Regions from separate parts of the Homo sapiens genome. Here all the other regions are linked to region 1. Evidence: chromatin contacts called from ENCODE Hi-C data. All regions are on one chromosome and are shown on one strand. The core of a region is the stretch at or near the end of the contact, and the rest is flanking DNA. Distances in the headings are between cores, read along the strand shown.

Region 1 (3,241 bases), core at 509-3,008:
AATACTAATTTTAGTTGGATCAACTGTGTGATTCTCAATGAAGATATGTTAAGTCAGATTAATCATGTAAATAATTAGCAGAAGAATAAAAGAAAAAGTCATTGTTTTTAAAAACTCTGAATAAATTGATATATTTAAGCCACTTTGTTTCTCAATAGTATATCAAATCCAATTCTTAAAAACAAACCTGTGGGGGCTGGGTGTGGTGGCTCACACCTGGAATCCCAGCACTTTGGCAGGTGGATCACTTGAGGTCAGGAGTTCGAGACCAGCCTGGCCAACATGGCAAAACCCTGTCTCTACTAAAAATACAAAAATTAGCCAGGCATGGTAGTGCACGTCTGTAGTCCCAGTTACTCAGGAGGCTGAAGCAGGAGAATTGCTTGAACCCGGGAGGCAGAGGTTGCAGTGAGCCGAGATCACGTCACTATACTCCAACCTGGGCAACAGAGCGAGAATCTGTCTCCAAAAACCCAAAAGCAAACAAACCCATGGATCAGATCTTACCTACCATGGATTTTCATTGGTAAATAAACTCTTGGTATTCTGTATCTGCAAGGAGTCATCTGATATGCATGTCTGTTTGTTAAACTAGATTTTACTACAGCTTTTTGGGGTTGGTTTAAAGACTGTATTAGCACTGCATTCCTAATTAACTGCTGACACAAATACTAAGGGGGCAAGAGTGTTGCCCACAGCTTGCCTGCAGTTACCAGGTGTAATTATGCACATAGTAGAGATTCAAATCAAGAATAAATCAGTTTCTGGAAACATGCTGTAAGCACTCAGTGTATCGCCCTGCCATTTCCCCCGTTAGCGTTTTTGAGGCATGCACCCAATAGAAGAAATAGCAGGTAGCTACTGTTTAGCTGAATTTAACCTCTGAAGATAAGCATTTCTCCATGTTGTTGGCCAAACATAGAATTTTCTTTTTGCTTTTCACATGTAATGGGAATACAATGATTTCTTCTCATTGCCAAATCTTAGCTGAAGGAAACCTCAGATAATTTTGAAAACTCTCTTATTTTACCAGTTAACAGACATGGCCTAAAACAGTGATATAACTGTTTAAAGTCATCCAATTGGTTAGGGAGGGCTAACCAGAGAAGCTAGGTTTTTCTCACCACACTACACTTTTCATTTGGGAAACGGGGAGTGTTCATGGTTTGATGAATCAAGTACAGTGTAGGGAGCAGACTGTTATGGTCTGTAGACATAAGTGGGATTCAATTTTCTTGTTTGTTGAATGAGAATTATGCTTGTTATGTTATTAGAATGTTTGGGTCAGGAGCAAGTTCTTTTCAAAATAAATAATTTTATTTTGGAGAAATAAAGCAATCTGGGGAAAATTGCCACTGGCCAGTCCTTTTAAATCAATTCACAGGGTCAGTAGACTCTAGTACCGAGGTTGGATATGCTAAGGATAGAGCGAGAGAAAGAGCTCAGTGACTTTTTCAACAACTAGAGTTACTTGCTTAATTATACTTTTTTTTTTTTTAAAAAAGACCTTCGAGGTACAGTATGAGCAGGGAGTAGGGTGAGGACTTCCCTCAGCACCCATCACCAAGTACTCTCAGGGCACCAGCAGGCCCCCATGAAATAGGTGCTGCCAGAAGCCCATGCCTAAAATTTGCTTGGGATTCATCTCTTCCCTTTCTTTTTTATGATGCTGAACCAGAGGATAAAAAGATAAAGAATTGCACAGCCTGGCACGTGAATGCTTCCCCACTGCGTGCTGCTGTTGTGGGGAGGAAGTAGCAGCCGCCAACCGCTGTTTTATTAATAATGAGGCATTCACATAAATTCCATGCAAAATTGATTTTTGACTGTTATATAAGAATCAAATACTAGGCTTTAAAAAGTAATTGAGAAATCTATTTGTAATTTACTTTGCCTATAAGAACCCGCTGTCCTGCCATAAACAATTTTACAGTATTTTCCCCCCTGTTAAACAGCTATTTTTTACACATCTGTTTGGCCCTTTTGCACGACATGCAGTCAGGAGGTGTAACGAATACAGGTTTGAAACAACATGTGGCCACCATTTCTTTCAGTTTCATCTTCAAGGGGATCTCTTGAAAGTTGTGATATCATTTTCATCACAGTACAAGTGAAGTATGTTAATGGCTAGTTATCTGACACTGGGTGTTGACTGATGAGTCATAAATATGCCTTCTGGTGGTAGGAAAGCATGATGACAAAGCTAAGTAATGAAAAAAAAAAGAAAAAAAAACCCAAACCAACGAACCAAAACAGTCTGTTTCTCACTTGTCTTTAAATGCCTTAAGGGCTATGGTCAAATGGAAAGTTCTGTTACAAAGAGTTTCTCTGGGAACCTATTCAATATTCAGCAGTCCTGTACATATTCAACTGTACCAAAAGTATTTAAAGTGTAATTGATTTATTTCTAATTTTTCTTAAGATGGAAATTAGATGGACAAGAAAAGTTTTAAAAGACATAGGTAATGTTACATATTTTGGCTTAACTTCTATTTTCTAAGGATTATTTCTCAGAAGAGAACATGCTTCTGTTCTTATTCTAGGACTTTTTTTTTTTCCAAAAGAAATCCCTTAAAAAGAAAAACAAATCCCTAGTATATTTAAAAAATCCATTCCCCACCATGATCAAATTAGAACATTTCCATCACCCTAGAAGTTCCCTTGTGCTCCTACAGTCAATATATTCCCCCAGCTCTTGGCCCCAGCCAACCAACTACTGATCTGCTTTTTGTTGCTATGGTTTTGCCTTTCCTAGAATTTCATACAGACAGAATCATAGTATGTAGCCCTTTGTGTTTACCTTTTTTCACTTAGCATAATATTTTTGAGATTCACCTATGTTGTCGAGAGTACTAATATTTTGTTGCTTTTATAGTAATACTCCATTGGATATACCACAATTTGTTTATCCATTCACTGGTTAATAGATACTTGGGTTGCTTTCAGTTTTGACGATTATGAATAATGCTGCTATAAACATTGATGTAAAAGTTTTGCGTGGACACATTTTTATCTCTCTTGGGTAAATATCTAGGATAAAGATTGCTGGGTCACATGGCTTGTATATGTTTAACTATATAAGAAATAGTACCATTTTATACTGTCACACAGTCAATGTATGAGAGTTCAAGTTGTCCTACCTCTTCACCCATCCTTGATATTCTCAAGTGCGTAGTAAGTAGCTCATTATGGTTCTAATTGACATTTCCCTCATAATTTGTGATGTAGATCATCTTTTCAT
Region 2 (3,241 bases), core at 247-2,746, 4.4 Mb before region 1:
GATCTACACATTGATATTGCACTTCTGCACTGTACTATAAAATACAAAATTTCATAACTGACATAACTATTCTTTGTCTGTAATGTGTAATTTCACAAGTCCTTTGTCACAATCAGACATCTGTATGCTGTGTCTTATGATCAGGAAGAGAAAAGACAATGAAGCTAAAGAGGCCACCCAGAGTAAAAGAACGAAAGAGAGAGAGAGAAAGAGAAAGAAAGAAAGAAAGAAAGAAAGAAAGAAAGAAAGAAAGAAAGAAAGAAAGAGAGAGAGAGAGAGAGAGAGAGAGAAAGAAAGAAAGAAAGAAAGAAAGAAAGAAAGAAAGAAAGAAAGAAAGAAAGAAAGAAAGAAAACCCTGAAAGTTGTTTGTGTTCATTGAAATTTAAGATACGCCAAAGTGCCTCATTGAAAGAGAGAAAACTGTAGAAGACTGAGCAAAAAGCTGGTCTTCCTACTATATAATGTTGAGACTTTTTTTTTTTTTAATGTAAAGTGATTGTAATCACTTGCTCGAATAAAGAAATCTCATCACTCTGGCAACACACTTAACAAACTAAAGAAAAACAAATAATGGAAATCACAGCGTGAGAAAGCTGTACTTGAAATATGCACTTGAGTGTTAGCATCTCTGAACTTTCAGCAGAGTCCTGATTTCGAAGATGGTGACCCAGAGCATGGAGCAGGTGTGAGCCTGGTGACTTTTGCCATGTTCTTTTTTTAGAGTCTGCTGCTGGTATCACTTTTGTCTTTGCCTCTTTAGTCGATTTCCTCATTTGATTGGGTGATTTCTAGAACCTTCTCCAGCTCTCACATTGTTTAACCCTGTACGACAACCTCTTTGGGGTAGCTATAGTGTGACAGGAAACACTAGTAGAGGGGAATTCACCTCTGCTGACCATTGACCCACATTTCCATCCCCGCAAACCACACTTACCCAATACAATTCTCTTTTGCGGATAAACGAGCTAATGATCAGAGAAGTTGAGTAGCTTTCCTTACTCGGCTGAGGGACTGGGAAAGCTGAAAGTCCAGTCAGTCATTTATGGCCCCATAGAACATTTGCTCTCTCTATACCAGCATTAACATTTTATTTGACTTTGCCCAAAATTGTCTATGAAGATCTGATTTAAACAATCTTTAGATTACCAGAAATTCTTATAAAATTCTGATTTCCTCCTTTTGTTGCTGTTGAGCCCTCCATCTGATGTTCTGCTTTCCTGAGACGTGTTTACTTAAACCATTGAGAGTGTATGTTTCCTCAAAGACATATTTCTCCAGAGAAAGGCTGAAAATACTATTTTAAGAAAGCTATCATTTTCTTGAGGCAGGTGGATAAATATATTTATGTCTGCTTTTGTTTTTTACTCCCTATTATCTAAAAACAATACTCCGAGGTTTATGTAAATTAGAGTGAACTTTTGCAGAGGGAAAAGCCTTTGCAAGAAATACCGATTACAAGCTGCAGTTCTCCTCCCTGATCACGCCCCACCCTTAGCAGCTGCTTCTGCTTCTTCTAAGCATCTACATCCAGCACTGGGGCATTTAATCTTCTGGTTTGGAGCTGAACATCAGGGTGCAACCAGCCCTCCTACTATACATATGTAATAGAATTAATACGGATTGGAAATAAAAAGACTAGTCATCCCTCAGGCACTGTACTAGACATTGATGTGAACTAAACAGACTTGGACCTCTCCTGGAGGAGCTTAGAGTATAGGGCAGGATCATCCAGTAGCGTCCCCACACACCTTGTATGACTATTTAAACATAAATTAATTCAAATTAAATAGAATTTAAAACTAAGTTTCTCAGTCACACATTGGCCTAATTCAAAGGCTCAATAGTCACATATGGACAGTGGCTTCCCTAATGGACAGCCCGGATTTTAGAACATTTCCATCAATACAGAAAGTTGTAATGAACAATGCTGGTAAAATCTATCACTAGAAGCATGGAATAAAATCAAGGTTCACCTGCCAGGACAGTAACACCAAGTCAGTGCAGGAGAGAAATCCCCAAAAATGGGTTTTCAGGTTTGGCAGAGAACTTGGAAATAGATGTAAATGTACAGATATGCACATACATACCCAAGTTCAATATGTACCTGGATCTATTTCTAGAATTTCCATTCAGTTCCACTCATCAGTCTTTTTATCATGAGCTGGTGACACACTGTTTAAAAGATTTATAGTATAAAAAGATTTAAGTATAAAAGATTTATACTAGGTTTTAACATTTGTTATAACTAGTTCCCACTTACAGCTTTTCTTTTTAGTGTTTTTTTTTTTTTTTTTTTTTTTTTGAAACAGGGCCTCACTCTGTCACCCAGCCTGCTGGAGTGCTCACTGCCTGGCTCACTGCAACCTTGACCTCCCAGGCTCAAGTGATTCTCCTGCCTCAGCCTCCTGAGTAACTGGGACCACACTTGGTTATTATTATTTTTTTTAATGTTTTGTAGAGACAGGGCCTCACTAATGTTGCCTAGGCTGGTCATAAACTCCTGGGCTCAAGCAGTCCTCTCACCAAGGCCTCGCAAAGTGCTGGGATTATAGGCATAAGCCACCATGCCAGGCCCTATTCTTGTGTATGTATTTTTCTGCATAAACTTTAAAATAAACTTGTCTAGCTTCATAAAAACGCATGTTGATATTTTTATTGTACTTTTCATTTTTTCACATATTTTTGTTTGAAATATTTTTCCATATTTTAACCTGATTTTTTTTTCAGAGTATCTTTGGTTATAACATAGATTGCTATTTTTCTTTATAAAATGCAATTTTGGTAATAAATAATAAATTAATACATCCATGTTATGAATTAGTTTTCTTTTTTCATTTTATAAAATTTTAATTGAACTAAAACAAATATAACATTTTATACCTTTTTAAGTGTACAGTTTAGTAGTACACTATACTAAATCTATAGCAGAATTATGAGAGTTTTATATACCATCATTATGATAACAGTCTTATACTTGTATATATATTTACCTTTTATAGAGAGCTTTATATTTTCCTATGGTTTCATATGAAATCATATTATTTCATTGTTTCATTTTTCAATGTGAAGAATTCACTTTAGCATTTTTTTCTTTTATCATTACTTATTTATCTATTTTTAGTTCTGGGATATATGTGCAGGAGTGCAGGTTTGTTACATAGGTAAATGTGTGCCATAGGAAATAGTTATTTTCAACATCAAAATTATGTAAATAATATTTATTGAGCCTATTTTATATTAA
Region 3 (3,241 bases), core at 228-2,727, 3.6 Mb after region 1:
TCAGAGGCCCCAGACAGCCTCAAAGGCGGCATTCTATTGGAAGCTGTCCGAGAAATACAGGCTGAGCTTTAACAAGTCAGCACAAGCCAAGAGTTATTTACCAGGCAAACGTATCTTTGGAGGAAAAGCCACAAAAAAGCAGCAAGGCAAATAGTCAAGACGGAGATGAACTTCTTTGGCAGGTAAGTAATAACTAATACCATTTATAGTAGGCGTTTTTCGTGCCAGGCACTATGTTAAGTACACTTTCACGTCAGGTTTAATTCTTTGCAACAAAGGTGCTATCGTTATTCTCACTTAGCCAATGAGGAAACTGAGGCTCAGGAAAGCGAAATGGATTACTCAAGTCCCATGGTGGCTCAGATTTGAACTCAGGCATGTCAGGTTCCAAGACCAGCTACACATGGTTTTCTTCATCCGGAAAGCCAATGCCCAGCTCCACCGGGGCGGCGACTCAGCTCTGAAACCACGCCCCATCGCACCCACCCCCGCGAGGGTCCCTAACCCCTGATATTTATTTTAAACATGTCATTGTCTTCCGTTTCACCCAACCCCCACTCTTCTACCCTCTCCAGGAGCCCGACCCTACGTTCTGGCTTCCGTTAGAGCAAAAAGTAACGTTCCACTCAGAGCAACGTCCTGCAGCTAAGAGTAAGGCTGGGGGGTGGGGGGTGGGGGGTTGGGGGTTGGGGTGGAGGAAGTAGGAAACGAGCAAATGGTCGGCGAACGCTTTGACCCACCAAGCCCTTTAAATGCACTTAACCACCGCCCGGGACTACGGTCGCTTCACACTGCGTGCGCAGCCCAAGTTCTAGGAGACCGGTTCGCAAGACCTTAAACCTCAGACGCGCTGGCCCTCAGCGGTTAGAAGCGGACGCGTCTCTTGCCGGGCGGGGTGCGCGCCCAAGGGCCACCCACTGAGCGCGGGTATAGACGCGGCGAGCCACGCACTGGCTCCGAGTTGTGTGCGGGAAAGGGCTGGGCCGCTGCGGGACAACCTCCCAGGGGGCAGGCAGGCTGGCTCTGCCTGGCAGGCAAAATCGGGACCGGCCAGCGCTCCCGGCCGCTGTCCGGCCTTTGGCGGACGCACGTGCCTAGGGCTTTCCAGCGCTGCTAGCCATCCTGCAAACGACTCAAGTCTCCACGCCGCCCGCACTTCGGGTGCGCACGCCACGCAGGAACGTCCCCATGGCCCTCAGTTATCCCAGGTGCACAAAATCAGGGGCTTGCCCAAGCGGGCAACGCCTAGGCAGGCCACCAGTTAAGGCAGCGCTAGGCTGCGGAGTTGGAGAGGGTCGGCCCGCGCCCGCCTGCGTCCAGCACCCACCGCGCCCGCCCCTCGGGTTCGCCCGCCCAGCCCTCACCGGCACGCGGCGAGCGTCCATGCTGGTGGCGGGTGCCCAGATCGGCGCTTGGAGCGGGGAGAGCGGAGCAGCCGCGCGGTCAGCGGTCCCACAGCAGGAGGAGCAGCAGCAGCGCGGCTGGCAGGCTGGGCGCGCCGACCCGGGCCCGGAGGGGCGGGGCTCGGGCTGTCTTTCCCGCGTTGGGACACAGGTCCTGCAAGCTGTGGTAACGGCCAGACATGGCGCAAGACTAGGTGGCCCCCTGGAAAAAACACGACCCCCCTATATATTCTGACCTCAAAGGATAGCCTTGGGCACTCCTAAAATCCCCTTTGAGAAAGGGGGGCTTTAGGGGCTACGGGGACCACTCTCCTTGTGCAGCTGCGCGGTCCTGAGCGAGTGGCGCGAAAATGGTTCGTATTGCCCCGGGGTTAGCTGTCTGATTTGCAAGAATTTTCGTGGTGGCGGAGGAAAAGTGGAGTCTGGGGGGTAAAGGAGAGCAGCGTGAGGGTGGCGCGGGTCACGCACCATGGCGTTTAGCACTTTCATTGCTGCGTGCGGTTTACAAGATTTAAAAAATCATAGAATCCAGCACGAACTCCACCCTTCATAATCGAGTTCACCGCCCCTGGATGTAGCACCTCTTATCTGGGAACCACACCATTATCTGAAGCAATAAAATGAGTTAAATCCTGATCTTTCTTTCCAAAAAGCACAGGAAGCCGACTTGTTTACTTGTGGTTTTCAAAGTAGAAGAAAAGCCGCAGCAGCTTGATGAAGACGTCTATAGTATAGTTAACCTTTAACGATTATCTGTTGGGGATTGAAACTAAAGATTGAACAATTGTGGCTTGATGATCTTCTCTGTCTTCAGAATTGAGAACTACCCTGAGTCAGTGCGAACGAGAAAACTTTTCATTGCCCTTTTAACCAAACTTGGCATTACAACGAAAAAATGAAATAAAGCGAGGCTTTTTGTGTGCGTGAAGAGCAAAACTTGCTTCTACAAGAAAAAGTAAATTTAGTTTCTTTAGAAGACACTAATTATACTCTTAACATTTAAAACAAGCGCTTGAAATGAAAACATTCGCATTTCCCCCTCATTTCAAAACTTTTCTCTGGGGAATAATTAATTCCTTTGCAGTAAGAGAGTGCATGGACATACTGTGTTCCTCTCTTGGTGTACTGAATACAAAAACTGTGAGCAAGTAAATAATGCCCGAGGACAATGGATTGGAAGGAGTCTTCCAGCCTTTCTTAAATATACCTACCCAGTAATCACTCTGCCACTGTGCAAGGGACAAAGAGCTCAAGGTCTAGAAGGTGAGTGCCAGGAGGAGAGGCTATCGGTGGGTGGTGAAATTACGGAATTACAGGGCCCTCAGTAAGTATTTGTTGAATGAATAAACATTTGGGAATATAATTTTGTGCCACTAAAGCTAAATATATGAAAATTTGGAATTACTAGATCCATGAAGCAGGGGAAGATTAAGTCACTTTGCCTGTGAAAGGTTCTGATAGGGAAATTTTTAGTCTTCCTGGGAGCACAAGAAAATAATTTGGTGTATGTGTTTTTTAAGGATAAGATCTCTGGTCTATTCGTCTTTTTAGTAATCAGGAAAATGCAAATTAAAACAAGTGTCACTGGAAAGGGGTCCCGATCTAGACCCCAAGAGAGGGTTCTTGGATCTTGCACAAGAAAGAATTCAGGGCAAGTCCGTAAAGTGAAAAAGCAAGTTTATTAAGAAAGTAAAGGAATAAAAGAATGGCTACACCGTAGATAGAGCAGCCCGAGGGCTGCTGGTTGCCCATTTTTATGGTTATTTCTTGATTGTATGCTAAACAAGGGGTGGATTATTCATGGCTCCCCTTTTTAGGCCATATAGGGTAGCTTCCTG

Evidence for each region. Hi-C counts contacts between places; a loop is a spot of excess contacts on that map. Pooled maps may share reads with other maps.
Region 2: a map with no recorded cell type shows a loop between it and region 1 (14-fold over the local background). The contact joins two enhancer-like sites. A Hi-C loop is called at or near these places in 2 of 37 single-sample maps with no recorded cell type and 2 of 50 pooled maps.
Region 3: a map with no recorded cell type shows a loop between it and region 1 (6-fold over the local background). The contact joins the promoter of CDCA7 here to the enhancer-like site in region 1. A Hi-C loop is called at or near these places in 2 of 37 single-sample maps with no recorded cell type and 3 of 50 pooled maps.

What each region holds. Positions count from the first base shown.
Region 1 is chr2:176,930,913-176,934,153 of GRCh38, reverse strand. No RefSeq gene overlaps it. Among named protein-coding and RNA genes, the nearest start is that of MIR4444-1, 280 kb to the left of the region's middle. RefSeq lists an enhancer at 1,955-2,254. Within about 2 kb of position 1,758, at least 4 of the 41 ENCODE cell types and tissues checked have a DNase peak (open chromatin) inside an H3K27ac peak, as active enhancers do.
Region 2 is chr2:181,310,291-181,313,531 of GRCh38, reverse strand. The region is part of intron 3 of LINC01934 (long intergenic non-protein coding RNA 1934); the gene reads right to left. Among named protein-coding and RNA genes, the nearest start is that of MIR4437, 6.3 kb to the right of the region's middle. RefSeq lists an enhancer at 615-664. Within about 2 kb of position 1,496, at least 7 of the 41 ENCODE cell types and tissues checked have a DNase peak (open chromatin) inside an H3K27ac peak, as active enhancers do.
Region 3 is chr2:173,353,108-173,356,348 of GRCh38, reverse strand. CDCA7 (cell division cycle associated 7) reads right to left here and starts at 1,477. Exons shown (of 10, transcript NM_031942.5): 1 at 1,365-1,477. The coding sequence starts at 1,385. RefSeq lists a silencer at 1,266-1,535 and enhancers at 2,086-2,175, 1,478-2,433.